Linked DNA regions of Homo sapiens: region 2 is linked to region 1. A link is a loop called in an ENCODE intact Hi-C map of the cell type or tissue named here. Cell type or tissue: A673. All regions are shown on one strand. Each heading gives the region's core, and the rest is flanking DNA. Links, peaks and the distances in the headings are about the cores only.

The links. A loop is a pair of places that touch in the nucleus more often than their neighbours do. Peaks named below come from ENCODE experiments on the same cell type or tissue, not always from the same donor. Only the 100,000 strongest peaks of a DNase experiment are listed, where the experiment ranks them.
Region 2: it touches region 1 in a loop (4-fold over the local background); 14 of 110 quality-filtered maps call a loop at or near these places.

What each region holds. Positions count from the first base shown.
Region 1 is chr11:59,675,618-59,684,693 of GRCh38, forward strand. It overlaps PATL1-DT (PATL1 divergent transcript), which reads left to right. Exons shown (of 4, transcript NR_187296.1): 4 at 1-424. Among named protein-coding and RNA genes, the nearest start is that of PATL1-DT, 11 kb to the left of the region's middle. RefSeq lists an enhancer at 4,761-5,261. In A673, for the core only: CTCF peaks have their summits at 2,684 and 5,137 (motif pointing left); DNase peaks (open chromatin) are centred at 3,364 and 5,114; H3K27ac peaks cover 590 bases.
Region 2 is chr11:59,434,259-59,443,334 of GRCh38, forward strand. It overlaps OR5A1 (olfactory receptor family 5 subfamily A member 1), which reads left to right and starts at 2,211. Exons shown (of 2, transcript NM_001004728.2): 1 at 2,211-2,577; 2 at 8,878-9,076. The coding sequence starts at 8,911. In A673, for the core only: no CTCF peak of the experiment used is centred there; a DNase peak (open chromatin) is centred at 3,703.

The DNA.
Region 1 (9,076 bases), core at 574-8,573:
GGGTTGGAATCAACTTCTTCCAAAGTCCTGTTAATGTTTGTAGTGTTATGAAATATATATACATATAGGTTTTCATACACAGGAAACAGAATCTCTTTGACCTTCTCTTGCCTTCCTTTTACCTGCCTTCCTTTCACCTACCCCAAAGCAGGACTCTAATCTTCTGCTTTTATAATTGTGGATCATAAGACTCATTTCAGAGAGGGTCCCAACCCATGGCCTGGGGGAAGGAATGCTGATATAATGAAGCTTCCATAAAAATCCAAGAGGACAGCTTCCTGATAGCTGAACAAGTGGAGGTTTCTGGGGAATGGCTACCTGGGGAGGGCATGGGAGCTCCGTGTCCCTTCCTCCATACCTCTCCCTGTGCATCTCTTCATCTGGATCCTTCGTGATATCCTTTATAATAAACTGGTAAATATAAGTGTTTCCTTAGTTCTGTGAGCCACTCCAGCAAATTATTGAACCCAAAGAGGGGGTCATGGGAACCTCAACTTGAAGCTGATTGATCAGAAGTTCCAGAGACCTGGACTTGCAACTGGTGTCTGGGGGGAGGAGGGAGTAATCTTGGGGACTGAGCCCTTTACCTGTGGGAACTGACATATCTCCAGGTAGTGTCAGAATCGAATTGGAGGATACCCAGCTGGTCTCCACTGCTTGTTGGTGGGGAAAATCCCCCATATATTTGGTCACAGAAGTCTTCTGTGTTGATTGTTGTGGTGTGAGAGCAGAGGACAAATGCAGTTTAAGTTTTTCCATGACAATGTTGATACTTTGACCCCTTCCTATGACTCACAAATGTTCTTTTTGCGGGCAGGGGGCAAACAAGTGCAGTGGCACGATCTCGACTCACTGCAACCTCCACCTCCTGGGCTCAAGCCATTCTCCCATCTCAGCCTCCCAAGTAGCTGGGGCTATAGGCGGGCACCATCATGCCCGGCTAATTTTTGTATTTTTTGTAGGGACAGGGCTTCGCCACGCTGCCTGTACCTGGCTTCACAAATGTTCTTAATGGCATTTAGGATGGTAAATCCTTTCCAGGTTTTTTTGTTTTGTTTTGTTTTCCTTTATCTAGTCATCCAGAAGTATCCAGAAGGTTTTCAATTTCTTTTGCCCAGATCCATCAAAGGAATCATTATCTATGACAGCTATAGCCTTACAAAATGTATTTCTGAAATAATAAGACTTGAAAGTTGAAATTGCTGTGTGGGCTGCAGAATGGATGTTGTGTTAGCAGGCCTGAAAACGATTAATCTTGTACATCTCCATCAGAGTTCTTGGGTGACCAGCTGCATTGTCAATGAGCAGTAGTATTTTAAAATAAACCAGTTTTTTTTTTTTTTTTTTTTTTTGAGTAGTAGGTTTCAGCAGTGGGCTTTAAATATTCAGTAAATCACGCTGTAAATGGATGTGCTGTTGCTATCCAGGCTTTATTGTTTCATTTACAGAGCAGAGGCCGGGTAGATTTAGCATAATTCTTAAGGAACCTAAGATTTTTTAGAAGGACAAATAAGCATTGACTTCAACTTAAAGTCACCAGCTGCACTAGCCCCTGACAAGGGAGTCAGCCTGCCCTTTGAAGCTTTGAACCTAGGCATTGAAAGTCCTAGATGGTATCTTCTTCCAATAATATAAGGCCATTTTGTCTGCATTGAAAATCTGTTGATGTAGCCACCTTCATCAATGATGAAGCTAGATCTTCTGGATGACTTGCTGGAGCTTCTACATCAAGCACTTGCTGCTTTACTGTGTACTTTTATGTTATGGAGGTGGCTTCTTTCCTTAAACCTCATGAACCAAGCTCTGCTAGCTCCAAACTTTTCTTCTGCAGCTTCCTCACCTCTCTCCACCTTCATAGAATTGAGAGAGTTAGGGTGTCTGGATTAGGATCTGGCTTAAGGGAATGTTGTGGCTAGTTTGATCTTTTATCCAGACCACTGAAAGTTTCTCCATAACAGCAATAATGCTGTTTTACTTTCCTACCATTTGTATGTTCACTGGAGTAGCATTTTTAAATCCTTTCAAGAGCTTTTCCTTTGCATTCACAACTTGGCTAGCTTCTTGGCCCAAAGGCCTAGTTTTTGGCCCATCTTGCTTTTGACATGCCTTCCTCACTAAGCTTAATCATTTCTAGCTTTTGATTTAAAGTGAGAGATGTGTGACTCTTTCTTTCACTTGAACACTTAAAGGTGATTGTGAGGTTATTAATTGGCCTAATTTCAATATAGTTGTGTCGCAGGGAATAGGGAGGCCCAAAGAGAGGGAGAAAGATGAGGGAACAGCTAGTCAGTGGAACACACACAACACTTAGTAAGTTCACCGTCTTATAAGGGTGCAGTTCCTGGTGCCCCAAAACAATTAAAATAGTAACATTAAAGATGACTGAACACATATCACTATAATAGATGTAATAAAAAGTTTGAAATATTGTGAGAATTACCAAAATGTGAGACAGAGACGTGAAGTGAACACATGCTGTTGGGAAAATGGTGCTGATAGACCTGCTCAATGTAAGGTTGCCAAAATTTTTCGATTTGTAAAAAACACAATTATCTGTGAAGTATAATAAAATGAGGTGTTAGGTTGTTGTTGTTTCTGTAACAAAATTATATTTCTATAGGTCGGAATTTTAAAATGGGTTACAGAACTACATTTCTTCCTTGAGGCCACTAGGGGAGAATTTGTTTTTTGTTGTTTGTTTTTAGCTTCCAGAGGTTACTTGCATTTCTTGGCTTGTAGCCCTATCCTCCATTTTCAAAGTCAGCAGCATAAATCTTCCAAACTCTTTCTCTCTCTGCTTTTGTTATCATACTTTTCTCTTCAATTCTCCTGCTCCTTTGTTATAAAGATCCTGTGATAACATTGTGTGCACCCAGATAATACAGGATAATCTCCCCATCTCAGGATTCTTAATTTAATCATATCTACCAAATCCCTTTTACCATGTAAAATAATATATTCACAGGTTCTTGGAATTAGGACATGGAAATATTTGGGGAGCCATTTTTTAGCCTATGGTATGTATGTGGTATGTATGAGTCATTGGGGTATAAAAAATGATTTCTGGTAGTATAATGAGAAAAAATTTTAAGGTTTAAGTTTGTGTTTTATGTGCTGCTTAGAGATGAATAATGAAGATGTCACTAGGTGAACTATGTCAATGGTTTCTGTGTTCATTTCAGTAACTCCCAAGACAACTGGGGCTATGTTCACTAACATGCTGTTAGTTATATATTGCTGCATACAAAACTACCCTAAAATTTAGCAGTGATATGGTTTGGTTGTATCCCCACCCAAAATCTCATCTTGAATTTTAATCCCCATAATCCCCATATGTCAAGGGAGAGAACAGCTGGAGGTAATTGAATAATGGGGGTGGTTTCCCTCATGCTGTTCTCATCATAATAAGTGAGTTCTCACAAGATCTGATGGTTTTATGTGTTTGGTAGTTCCTCCTGCATTCATTCTGCGTCCCACCACCTTGTGAAGGAGGTGCGTTGCTTCCCCTTCACCTTCCGCCATGATTGTAAGTTTCCTGAGGCCTCCCCAGCCATGCAGAACTGTGAGTCAATTGAACCTCTTTCCTTTGTAAATTACCCAGTCCCGGGCAGTTCTTTATAGGAGTGTGAAAATGGACTAATACAAGCACTTAAAACAAAAATAAGTTATTATCTCACAAAGATTTTGGGGGTCAGGAACTGGGAGCAGCTTAGCTAGGTGGTTCTGGCTCAGAGTGTTTCAGGAGATTGCAGTCTGAATGTTGGCTGGGGCTCCAGACACCTGAAGTCTTGACTAGCAGTGGAGAATCTGTCCTCAAGATGGTTCACTTACATGGCTGTTAGCAAGAGGTGTCAGTTCCTCTCTGGCTGTTCATAGGAGATCTCAGTTCCTTACTACATTAGCATCTCCATAGGGCTTCTTGATTGTCCTCAGGACATGGTAGCTTCTTTTACAGTGAGTAATCTGAGGTAGAAGCTAAAGCCACAATATCTTTTATGACCCACCCTCAGAAGTCACACACTGTCACTTCTGCCACATTCTATGTACTAGAAATAAGTTACTAGGTACAACCCATATTCAAAGGGAGAGGAATTAGGCTCCACTGTGTAAAGGGAGGAGTTTCAAAGAATTTGTGGACATATTTTATAGAACCACCACAGCCTACTTGAAGAAGAACAACAGACCTTTTAATCATGGCAAATTTTCTGGACAGATAAATAGATTCTAGGGTTGGAATGATGTCAGCAAGATGGTGGTATAGGAGGTCACCTGCTTTTATCCCCCAACAATAAGAATTCTTCACCCATCCAGACAAAAAAGTCTCTTTGTGGAAGCCTCACGATTCAGGTAGAAAGTTGTGGAAGCCCAATGGAGCCTAAGACCTAGGAGGGTGATTTTGAGAGTGCAGACCCATACCCTGTTGGCAGACCCATCAACTGTGCTCCCAGATTCAAGCCTGGGGAAATGGCCTCATTCCCCAAGGGGCTTGGCAACAGCCCCTACTGGCCTTGAGGCTACCACCAAAACCATCTGCCAGGGGGTTCAGGAAGAATCATGCACACCAGTGCCTCAGCAGGGAAGGCTCATCTGCCTGCTGACGTTGGTCTTCGCAGCTTGGACCTGAAAGTTGCCTTGTGGCTCGTCTCCACCCCTCCTCAGCTGTGGTCCCAGCTTAGTACTACTTGCTGGGAAATTGCTTCCCAAAGGGAAAGTTGCCCATATCTCACAGGAGTTACCCATTCATCTGAGCCTCTGCAATGGGCTTTCCAGTCTCTGTCCAACAGCAGATTCTGAGACCCAGTCTCAAGTCTGGCCCCACACCCACCTAAGCCAATGGGATGGGTTTGCTGACCTCTGTTCCATGGGGGCCCTTGAGGGGGCCCAGTCTCAGCTCCAGCCCCTCTTTCCACATGTGGGGATTGTCCTGCCTGTGCAGGGAACTGCTGGGAGGGGTGTCTGTCCAGGCCACTGGGACAGTCTTCTGGGCTTGGGTCCCTGGCTAGCTTATCTATACAGCCTAGGTACCTTCCTTCAATCTTCCTCAGGTCCATCCTGGCTTGGGTGCTGTGTCAGCCTCAAAGCCCTTGCAAAACTTGTGATGAACCTGGGCTTAGGGCCCCCTCTAGTGCTGAAGTGGCTGCAACAGCCACAGGCTTAGGAATCACAAGTCAGGCTGCTTAGAACTTCTAGACAGGCCTATTGAAGTAAAACAGGCACAAACAAAGCCAGAATGCAAAGACTAGAATAAATACCTAATACACAGACATTGACGCACATCTGCAAGCATCCAGAATAAGCAGGGAAATTTGACCTCACCAAACAAAATAAGATGCCAGTGACTGACCCTAAAGGGAACTTCAAGAAAACACAGAGAAACAATTCAAAAATTTACCAGAGAAATTTAACAGAGATATTGCAATTAAAAAAAACCCAGAAATCTAGGAGCTAAAAAATACAATGAGTATTAAAAAATATTAGTAGAGAGCATCAATAGCAGAATTAAGCAGAGGAAAGAATCTGTGAACTTGAAGATAGGTTATTTGAAAATGGGAAAAGAGAGATCAGACTGTTACTGTGTCTATGTAGAAAAAAGTAAACTTAAGAGACTCTATTTTGTTCTGTACTAGGAGAAATTCTTCTGCCTTGAGATGCTGTTAATCTGTAACCCTAGCCCCAACCCTGTGCTTGCAGATAATTGTGCTGTGTTGACTCAAGGTGTAATGGATTTAGGGCTGTGCAGGATATGCTTTGTTAAAAAAGTGCTTAAAGGCAGTATGCTTGGTAAAAGTAATTACCGTTCTCTAATCTCGAGTACCCAGGGACACAATACACTGCGGAAGGCCGCAGGGACCTCTGCCTAGGAAAGCCAGGTATTGTCCAGGGTTTCTCCCCATGTGATAGCCTGAGATATGGCCTCGTGGGAAGGGAAAGACCTGAATGTCCCCCAGCCCGCCACCCATAAAGGGTCTGTGCTGAGGAGGATTAGTAAAAGAGGAAGGCCTCTTTGCAGTTGAGATAAGAGGAAGGCATCTGTCTCCTGCTCCTCCCTGGGAATGGAATATCTTGGTGTAAAACCCGATTTACTGAGATAGGAGAAAACTGTCTTCTGGCTGGAGGTGAGACATGCTGGCGGCAATACTGCTCTTTAATGCACCAAGATGTTTGTGTAAAGTCAAACAGAAATCTGGCCTATGTGAACATCAAGGCACAGCACCTTTCCTTAAACTTATTTATGACACAGAGATCTTTGCTCACATGTTTTCCTGCTGACCCTCTCCCCACCATTACCCTATATCCTGCCATATCCCCATCTCTGAGATGGCAGAGATAGTAATCAATAAATACTGAGGGAACTCAGAGACCAGTGCCGGTGCAGGTCCTCCGTATGCTGAGCGCCGGTCCCCTGGGCCCACTTTTCTTTCTCTATACTTTGTCTCTGTGTCGTATTTCTTTTCTCAGTCTCTCGTCCCACTTGAGGAGAAACACCCACAGGTTGTGGAGGGGCAGGCCACCACTTCAGAAAATATACTGTCATAGGAGAAACAAGAAAAAATAATGAAAAGGAATGAAGAAAGCTTATGGGATTTATAGGATAACATCAAAAGAGCTAATGTATGGGTCATTGGAATTCAAGGGGAAGTAGAGAAAGATAAAGGAGTAAAAAGCTTATTTAAAGAAATAATAGCAGAAAACTTTCCAAACCTAGAGAAAGATACAATTATCCAGGTACGAGAAAGTCATAGGCCACCAATCAAATTTAATCCTAATAAGACCACCCTAAGACATATTATGATAAAATTGTCAAAGGTAAATGTCAAAGACAGGATGCTGAAATCAGCAAGAGAAAGTAACAACATAAAAGGGACTTTTGCAATACACTTAGCAGCGGACTTCTCAGCAGAAACCTGGTAGGCCAGGAGAGAGTAGGATGATATATTCAAAGTACTAAAGGAAAAAAACACCCTGTCAACTGACAATAGTGTACCGAGCAAAGCTGTCCTTCAGAAATGAAGGAAAAATAAAAACTTACCCAAACAAACAAAAGTTGAGGAAGTTCATCACTACTAGGCCTGCCTTACAAAAAATGTTAAAGAGAGTTCTTCAAGCTGAAATGAAAGGATGCTAATGAGTAACATGAAAACATCTAAAAGTACAAAACTCACTGGTAAAAGTAAGTATATAGTAAAATTCAGAACATTCTGATACTGTAATGGCAGGGGGACCACTTATATCCTTAGTATTACGGGTAAAAAATAAGACTTTAAAAAATAATAAATGTAAAAATTAGCTGGACATGGTGGCACATGCCTGTAGTCCCAGCTACTCAGGAGGCAGAGGTGGCAGGATCACTTGAGCCTGGGAGGCAGAGGTTGTAGTGAGCCGAGATTATGCCACTATACTCTAGCCTGGGCAACAGAGTGAGACCTTGTCTCAAAATAATAACAACTAAAATACTTTTTAAGGGATTTCCAATATAAAATTATGTAAATTGTGACATCAGTAATCAAAGTTGTTATCTGTTTAGTATAACATGTTATGAATATGTTTTTGTAAACCTTATGGTAACCACAAAACAAAAACCTATGATCAATATACTAAAAATAAAAAGGAATCAAAACAGACTGCCAGGGAGAAACACTTAACCACAAAGGAAGACAGTAAGAGAGGAATAAAGAAAAGATATGCAATACAAACTAGAAAACAATTAACAAAATGACAGTAATAAGTTCTTACCTATCAATAATTACCTGAATGTAAAAGAATTAAACTCTCCAATTAAAACACATAAAATGGCTGAATCTATATATACATCTATATATCTATATCTATCTATCTATCTATCTATCTATCTATCTATCTATCTATCTATCTAAAACCCAACTACATGCTGCCTAACCCTAATGTTGCACCTCAAGGAACTAGAAGAGAACAAACTAAACCAAAAATGAGTAGAAGGAAAAAAAATGAATAGAAGGAAGGATATAATAAACATCAGAGCAGAAATAATGAAATAGAGACTAAAAAAATACAAAAGATCAACAAAAGTTTTTTGAAAAGATGAACAAATTGACAAACCTTTATATAGACTAAGAAAAAGAAAAGATTCAAATAAATGAAATCAAAAGTGAAAAAGGAGAAATTATAACTGATACCAGAGAATACAAAGAATCATAAGAGAATATTATCAACAATTATATGCTAATAAATTAGATAACCTAGAAAAATGGATACATTCCTGGGCACATATAGCTTACCAAGATTAAACTATTAAAAAAATAGAAAATCTGAATAGAACAATATTGAATAAGGAGACTCAATCAGTCATAAAAAGTCTCCTATCAAAGACAAGTCCATGACCTGATGGCCTTACTGCTGAATTCCCAACATTTAAAGAAGAATTAATAAAATTCTTCTGAAACCATTTCAAAAAATTGAAGAGGAGGGAATTCTTTCAAATTTGTTCTATGAAGCCAACATTACTCTAATTACAAAAACAGACAAGGACACAACAATAAAAAACTACAGGCCAATAACCTGGATGAAAATAGATACAAAAATCCTCAACAAAATACTAGTAAACAAATTCACTAGCACATTAAAAATATTCATTATGATCAAATGGGATACATCCCAGGAGTGCAAGGATGGTTCAGTGTATAAAATCAATAAATGTAAAATATTACATTAACAAAACGAACAATAAAATCCATATGGCCAATTCAACAGATGCAGGAAAAGATTCAACAAAATCCAACATCTCTTACTGATAAAAACTCTCAACAAATTAGGTATAGAAAAAATATAACTCAACACAATAAAGGGCATATTTGACAAACCCACAGCTAGCATCATACTGAATGGGGAAAAGCTGAAAGCGTTCAAGATGTGGAACAAGACAAGGATGCCCACTTTCACCACTTCTATTCAACATAGTACTGGAAATTGTAGCCAGAAGAGTTTGGCAAGAGAAAGAAATAAAAGTCATCCAAAGTGGGAATAAAGAAGTTAGATTTTACGTGTTTACAGATGACGTGATCTTGTATATACAAAATCCTAGAGGCTCCACCAAAAAACT
Region 2 (9,076 bases), core at 305-8,304, 240 kb before region 1:
AAGGAAAAATGATAAATGAGACATTGCAAAAATTGAGGATTCTGCTCTCAAAAAATATTAGTGGAATGAAAAGACAAGTTACAGATTGGAAAAAATATTTTCAAATTATATATTTGATAAAGGAATTGTATGTAGCATATATAAAGAACTTTCAAAACTAAGTTTTACATTTCAGAAATTTTTTAAATGGGCAAAATATATGTGAACATATAATTCAGCAAAATAGATACATGGATGGACATATGATACTCAACACCACTATTCATTAACAAAATAGAAATTAAAATCAAAACTAAACCCCACTTGTATCTATTAGAATGGCAAAAAATAAAAATAAAAAACAAGTAGCATATAGTAAGTGTAGCCATTCTGGAAAACAGTATAGATATGCCTCAAAAAACTAAACTTAGAACTGCTATATGACCCAGCAATCCCACTACTGGGTATATATCCAAAAATAATGAAATCAATATGTCAAAGAGATAACTGCACTCTCATGTTTATTGCAGCACTATTGAGCATAGCCATAATATGAAATCAAGCTAAATGTCCATTAATGGATGAATGGCTAAAGAATATATAGTATATATACACTATTCTGCCTTCAAAGAAAAGAAAATCTTGTCCTTTGCTACAACATGAATAAACCTGGAGGGCATTATGGCAAGTGAAATAAACCTGGCACAGAAAGACAAATACTGTATGCCCTCAATTATGTGAAATCTAAAAAAAACTGAACTCATAGAAGCAGAGAGTAGAATGGTGGCTCTCAGGGGCAGGGGTAGGGGGAGCAGGGAGATGTCACTTAAAAGGTACAAAGTTTCAGTTAGACAGGAGAAATAAATTTTGGAGATTTGTTGTACAGCATGGTGACTATAATTAATGATAATGTGTGTAGTATACTTGAAAATCACTGAAAAAGTAGATTTTAAAATGTTGTCATCAGAAAAATCATAAGTAGGTGAGCTGATGGATATGTTAATTTGCTTGATTTAATAATTCTTCTATGTATACATATATCAAAACATTATGTTATATAACATAAATATATACAATTTGGCATTTGTCAATTTAAATAAATAAATAAACAAAGAGACCTAACTCTCAATAAATAAATACATACATACTTAAGGAATGCACGAACGAATAATTTCTCCCTTATCCATGTTTTTCCTTTGAATTCTACTCTCCAACCATTTTTTTCTCTGCCTGGTTGGATAGCTTTCTCTCCTTTAAGTAGTCATGGAATTGAGATCAGTCATCCACTGTTTATTGTAGCTACTTTGAAAAGACCGAAGTTCCATGTTCTCAGCTTAAGAAACAAGAGAATCAAATATTTTACTTTTTCCCCTCCACCTGAAAGCACATGTACTAATGGCTTGATTTTGTTAAATGTGTGGCCCCATATTACTTTTTATTTGTATGTAGCTCTCCATAGAATAAAAGTTCTACATCTTTATATTACACCTTTATATTCCATAGCAGAATAAGTTTTTTAAAATGTTTTAAGAAAAAAATGCCCTATTTCTAATGTCTCTTTCCTGGAGGAAGATAGTAGGTTTCTGTGGAAAGAAAATGGATTTATGAATTGAGGGGTATGATTGACCATATCAACACATTTATGTGAGTTTCAAAATAAGTGCATGTGTCATATATTTATATGCAGTGTTTGGTATTACACAGAGTTCAAATATCAGATCAATCCCTTACTAGCATAAAATTTCGATCAATTTATTTAGCTTCTCTGAATTTCGGTTTCCTCCTCTGCACGGGGAATTGGGGAGAACTTAGTGAGTTAACACACATAAGGCACATAGTATAGTGCTTAGCACATAAGAGGAGCTCAGGAAGGTTAAGGTCCCATCCTTTTAGCATACTTCTGGCCAAATAGGTTCTACTAAGTAATGGAATAGAGTCAATAAATATGTATTTATAGATAGGCAATTTTGCTTTATTTTGTGGAGTGGTGTTTAACCTATCCTTATGTTCCACTGCTATCCTGAGTTTTTTCGTCAGGTACTACCAGAAAATATCTTGATTGGCCTTGGGGGATTGGAGGCCCTAGCCACTGGGATGGAGTTTAATAAGCATCAGTTTTGGAGCTTTTAGAGTTTGCGTTCTAGACAACCCCAGAGAGCAATTAATCATAAAGCTGTGAAGTTCGGGTGATACATTCCTCCCTTTCAAAAAGACCCTCAGGAGCAAATATAATGAAACATCTCCAAGGACAGAAGAAAAAAACCTCTCCCCAATTTACCCCCAACCCCAGCTTTGAACATTTTCTCAAAATGACCCTAAATGCAGATATTAGCTGATGCCAGAAGAGCTTCTTAAAGATTACAACCTCCATCCTTTCTTTATATATCTTTTTCTTCCTTTACTCTGCCCCAAAGCACACCTTCTATGCACCAAGAGGATATTTTGATCCTTGATGAAAAAACCAGCCGCAAGCTCTCTCCAAACTCATTAGCACTTTGGTAATTGGAAGCAGCCACTGAAACCCAATTAAACTCCTTCCAAAGCAGAACAACTCAAAACAGGTATCAGCTAAAGGGCAGACAGAGCAGGAGCAACAGGGTAAGTGCAGTTTGCTCTTTGTCTTCATGCCCATATTAATCTCACATGATAGAATTCCCTATATCCACAAGCCCATATAGGTAACCAATAAGTTCTTTGACTTTTAGTTTTTCTCCCTGCACCTCTCAATGCTATTTGTCTTTCCTCAAATTCAGCCAAATCTTTTTTTGTACTTTTTAAAAAATAGACCTTATTTTTTAGAGCAATTGTAGAGTCACGGCAATATTGACCAGAGATTTCCTATTTATCCTTTTACTCCTACACATGCATAGCCTCCTCCATGATCAATCTCCCCCACCACAGTGGTACATTGTTACAATCAATGAACCTACATTGGCAAATTATTATCACCCAAAATCCATAGTTAACATTTGGGTTCATTCTTAGTGTTGTGTATTCCGTGGGTTTGGGCAAATGTATGATGACATGTATCCACTGTTATAGGATCATCCATAGTAGCTTCACTGTCCTAAAAACCCTCTGTGCTCTCCCTGTTCACCCTTCCCTCTCCCTGACCCCTAGCAACTACTGATCTTTTTACTGTCTCCATAGTTTTGCTTTTTCCAATATGTCTTATAGGTGGAATCATACCCTACGTAGCCTTTCAGGTTAATTTATTTCACTTAGTAATATGCACGTAAGTTTCCTCCATGTCTTTTCATGGCTTGATAGCTCATTTATTTTCGGTACTATACTTTTCAAGAAGTCTGCTGTATACTATTTTGTTTTCAAGCATTCTCTGCTGTCATTTAAGTACTTAAGTAGAATATGGAAACTTTGAATTTACAGATTTTTTTGCCAAAGTTTTTTAAATGTACATTATTCTTTTCATATTTGAGCTTTCTCCAATTCAAAATTGAAATTCCAGATAACATGCAGAAATTTAGGATTTACATACAAGTTTGTTGTCTGTCTCAGATAATTCTATGCTCTTGATTTATCAGTTGAATAATTTTCCCAGTGCAGTGTTTTATTAATTGTTGTATACGATAAGCTGGACCCTGTTTGATATAGTTTGAGTGTTTCTTCCCTCCAAATCTCATGTTGAAATGTAATCCCCATTGTTGGAGGCGGGGCCTGGTAGGAGGTGATTGGCCCATGGGGCGGATCCTTCATGAATGGGGTAGTGCTATCCCCTTGGTGATTAGTGAATTCAGGCAACAGCTGGTTGTTTAAAGAGCCTGGCCCCTTTCTGTTGCTCTCTCTCTCTTGCATCTGCTCTCACCATATGAGATGTCTACTCCCCCTTCACCTTCCGCCGTGATTATAGCTTCCTGCAGCCCTCACCAGAAGCAGATGCCAGCGCCACACTTCTTGTACTGTCTGCCGAACTGTGAGCCAATTAAACCTCTTTTCTTTATAAATTATCCAGCCTCAGGTAGTCCTGAAAAACGGCCTAATACACTATTCTATATTGTCTTAAATGGGACATATTACTAAAAGAGAGCTAAAAGAGACACATGTTCTCTTCAACTGGTAATCAGTTGACTATTAAATGTTCAGTAGCATTTTTTTTAAGTCTTCAGAAAATCATGATGAATTATTAGCTTTATAAATGCATTAATTGTTCATTACAAATTTTGTGAACAGTAAACCCAGCATACTATTAGATGCTAAGGTAGAACAAATATGAAACCAATCTTTTCAAAAACCAAGGTTACTCTAAGGAGGGAAATTTGCTCACCGTGATAATCTGAGTGAGGCATTTAAGAGCCTGATTCTGAAATCACAGCCCAATATTGGTTCTTCTCTACTGCTCCCGTGATGAGCTTCCTGAAGTACATTTGAGCCCTTGCAACTACCAAGATGATTAAAAGGGAATGACATTTCTGAAGGAACTTCTATGCCCTTACACACAGCCTCAATTATTAGTAAGCAATCCAAAAAGTAATTTAGAAGGCCTGTAATCCAGACACACTTTACACAGCAGATTTTCCAAACACTGCAGAGGCCTCTAAACTCCAAAACTCTCCTTCTCTTTTCTCACTAATGCTATGAATGATACCATCTGAATCTTAATTCTTGAATTAAAGTCTTGACCCCTTTAGCATTGTCACCTTACATTGAGAGGAACTCCTCATTTCATCAATCATTTGTACATTCAGATAAAAGAAAGACCTGGAAGAGCAGTATCTTGAGGGCACCAGGCACTGGCAGGGATGAGAGGAAAATGGCATTATGAAGTGAAGGACACCAGATCAGGATTGGCGGGGAAATCACAGAACACCTCCAACTCCACAATTTGGCTGAGGTCCTTATCATTCCATGTTTTCCTCCATCACAAACTGTGTCTGTGAAGCTCAAATGAGGCAAATTTTGTTACAAAGTTTAACACTTCTTCCAGATATATTTGATGGAAAATGAACAGAATCATAAATCAACTCTACGAGTCCCCATCAATTATCCAGTATCTTCTATGTGCAAAGGTCTGTGCTAGGTGCTTGGTTTTACTGTATTATTATCTTCCCGTGTCAGTCAAGGATAGTGTAGTTCACAAAGATGCTGGAACTGCATCTATGAGTCTAATGAGGTCACTGAGCCTCTCAGACTCTTCCTCTTCAGCTCTGTAAAATAGACCTGGTGTTGATTATACCTGGTGTTGATTATATCATAGAATTGTAGGGAGTCCAGGCTCCCCAAGTTTGCTGCAAGAGTGAATAAAACTTCCTTTCCCTCTCAAGGGAAGAAGCACCTCTTCATGACAGAGTTCCATGCCATAAAGCACTCCATACAATCCTTAAGATACCTTCTCTCTAATGTTCTAAAATAAGCTGCAGGGCATCCATATGTGGGAAAAAAACTCTACATATGCTTTTCCTTTTGTTTCAATTTGTCCAGCTCCACTTTCTGTTTCTGGGACTGGGAAATCTCATCCTTAAATACAAAATTTCTCCCTCCTGATGACAATATTCAAAACAGACTTTCAATTAACCCATCAGACTCCAATCATTAAGTTCCTCAACCTCACTCGTAAACACTTCTTACAAATCTGCATGGTCCATTAGTGAACTTCTTATTTCTCTAACATAAGCATACTTCAACCTATTACATAAGGAGGAAGGGTTTCAAAATTAATGGTCGGTCCTATCAATAATATTTTAAGGAATAGTTGCTGCTGATAACAATCACATTCCCAGTTTATTAAGCAAACATTCTATCTCAAGACCCACCATGATCCCTTTATACATTATCTTAAGCAATTTTCAAGCTCTGTTAAGTAGTTACTGTTTGTTTTATTGTTGTTTTGAGACAAGGTCTCCCTTTGTCACCTAGGCTGGAGTGTAGTGGCATGATCACAACTAACTGCAGCCTCAACCTTGTGGGCTCAAGCAATCCTCCCACCTCAGCCTCCTGGTAGCTGGGACCACAGCTGTATGCCACCATACCCTACCAATTTTTTCATTTTTATTTTTATTTGTAGAGATGAGGTCTCACCATGTTTCTCAGGTTGGTCTCGAGCTCCTGGCCTCAAGCAATCCTCCAGCCTCTGCTTCCCAAAGTGCTAGGATTGTGGGCATAAACCACCACACCTGGCTAGTAGTCACTGTTATTCCCATTTTACAAATGAGGAAATTGAAATTCAGAAAGGCTAAATGAGTTGCCCAACATCCCACAGCTGGCAAGTGGCAGAGTCAGAATTAGAACCAGTCTTTTTCTAAAGCCTACCCAGGATCAAACCACTACCTTCTCCCACTCCCCTTTCTTCTAACCTGAATGGGTGCCCCCAGATGACCCTGAATCATAACACAGACCTCAGGTTTCTACCTTGCCAAATGGCTGTACCTCTATGGAATGTGTGAGGCCTCCCGCAGAGCTCTTCTTGTTTTAGCTCCCAGTTTCTCCATGTGACTCTACATCTGCTCTCGATTATGCCAAAGTTTGTTGCACGTTCCTCTTTTATTTCTTTGAAGGATAAAGAATCCTCTCTTGACTCTAGAAAGTTCACAAACCTTTCACAAACAGGAGCAAAACCTTAGAATATAGGATGAAGCTTAAAGTCATACCGACAATAGCGTGACTAATGTGATGAATATCTAAAACTCTGCACAAATGACAGCATGATGATAGCTAAAAGGAGCTTCACATTCTCCCATTATCCAAATGTGAGGGGTTTAGCAATAAAAAATAAGTAGAAGGAACTATTGACAGGGGAGAAATGGGCCCCAATTTCAAGGGCATCTGTCTGTGCAAGTTCCAGGAAAAAAATATTAAGAATGTCAATGAGACCTTAACTGGCAATGAGTAGATGTGGATTGATTTGTGAAAATTGAGGATGTCGAAATAAAGTGGCTCTCCTAAATTGAGCAGAAAAATTTGGCGCAAATAGAGTATTACTTCCCAAATTGTGAAGTTATTGACTTGCAATGACTTCTATAATATATACAAGTTACAAAGGTTTGTGTACTATGATACAAACACCTATGCACATAAACATATACTTGTACATAAAAAGTATACACCAAAATATTAAGAGTTATTATTTCAGGAGATAGATAATAATGTTCAGTTTCCTTTTTTTTATTAATCAGGAACATGATTTTTTGTTTCAATAGTTCACATTTGTATATTGATCATATTAATCAAAATATCTCACAGTTCTTTAATTTAAAAGCCAGTTAAAATAATTTCATTGATTTCCAAATTATTTGGGTTAAGAACTGAAGAAGGATCAAGATATATTCCAAACCTTTAAGGGTCATTCACCATAAGCCACATGGCCCTCTGACCACATTTTTCCTGGTACTTTCTATAGGATTAGGGAAACCTACCAGTTTCAGAGACCTGATGACTACAGTTCTCTTCTGATTAATGTGCATTGAGACTCAGTGTGGCTGTGTGAGGGGGCAATGGGAGTCCTTACTGGTGTGGATTTAATAAAATCAAGTCCCTGATCTTGAAAGATGCTTCATGCACTAAAAATTCAAATAATTTGATTGAGGATACTTTGTAACTTAGGTTTAAAATAACAACAGCAACAACAACAAATACTTATAGAACAGTTACTATGGGCCAGGCATGATCTAAGAAGATTAGATGATACATGATGATGATGATAGATGGTAGATAGATGATAGACAGATAGATAAAGATGGATAGAGAGATGATAGATAGATAGATAGATAGATAGATAGATAGATAGATAGATAGATAGATGATAGATGATAATTAGACAGATCCTATAACAAAGTAAATACTATTATTATCTCTAATTTTACAGAGAGAGAGAGTTCAAGTGACCTGGTCAACATCGCACATCTACTAAGTGAAGCTGAGAATTAAATCCAGGCAGTCTAGATCCAGAGCCCACACTCAACAACTAAACAACTCAGGCCAGGGGCAGTGGCTCAAGCCTGTAATCCCAGCACTTTGGGAGGCTGAGGCGGGCGGATCGCCCAAGGTCGTTCGAGACCAGCCTGACCAACATGGAGAAACTCCGTCTCTACTTAAAATACAAAATTAGCCAGTCGCGGTGGCGTATGCCTGTAATCCCAGCTACTCAGGAGGCTGAAGCGGGAGAATCGCTTGAACCCAGGAGGCGGAGGTTGCGGTGACCTGAGATACTGCCATTGCACTCTAGCCTGGGCAACAAGAGCGAAACTCCATCTCAAAAAAAAATAAAAAATAAGAAATAAATAAATAAATAAAATAATAACTCAGAATGCTCAGACTAAGATAAATTTGAAATTCAACCTACATTAGTATATTTGGACCCAATATTCGACAATTAAGAGCATTTTTACATATATGTGGGCTAATCCTTTGCATTAAAAACATTCTATCTGATTAATCGTTTCACAACTACATAGCTGAACCTAGTTCCGTTGATCTTTCCTTCCTAATATTGAAACTTAGGTAAAGTAGATGAATAGTTATTCCAAGACATGACCTGACTTACCTGAGGCACACAGAACTGTCCTAATAATTACTCACTGGTCACTTGTTATGTGCCAGGCACTTAAAACAAATCTGTGAATTAATTGCTATCATCCAGTTTTAAGGATAAATAAATTGAAGCCAGAGATGTTAGCTATCTCACCCAAAATGGTGGAGGCAGGAGTTGATCCCAGGGATTTTGGGTTCAAAAGTTAGATTCATTATCAACTACACTATACTACCTAAATATTTAAGATGATGACTGCAACTCCCTTCTTTGAGAGAGAGAGACTGAGACTGAGACTGAGAAAGAGAAAGAGAGTCTTTGCATAAAGCTGTAACCTGTAATCCTCTGCCCTCCCTCTCAGGCATTTTGTAGTTATTTGCTAATACCACCTATAATGTGGACTGTCATTACTATCCCAGGTCTGCATCTTGTCCTTGTGGTCCACGGGAAGCATGTCCATAACCAAAGCCTGGAACAGCTCATCAGTGACCATGTTCATCCTCCTGGGATTCACAGACCATCCAGAACTCCAGGCCCTCCTCTTTGTGACCTTCCTGGGCATCTATCTTACCACCCTGGCCTGGAACCTGGCCCTCATTTTTCTGATCAGAGGTGACA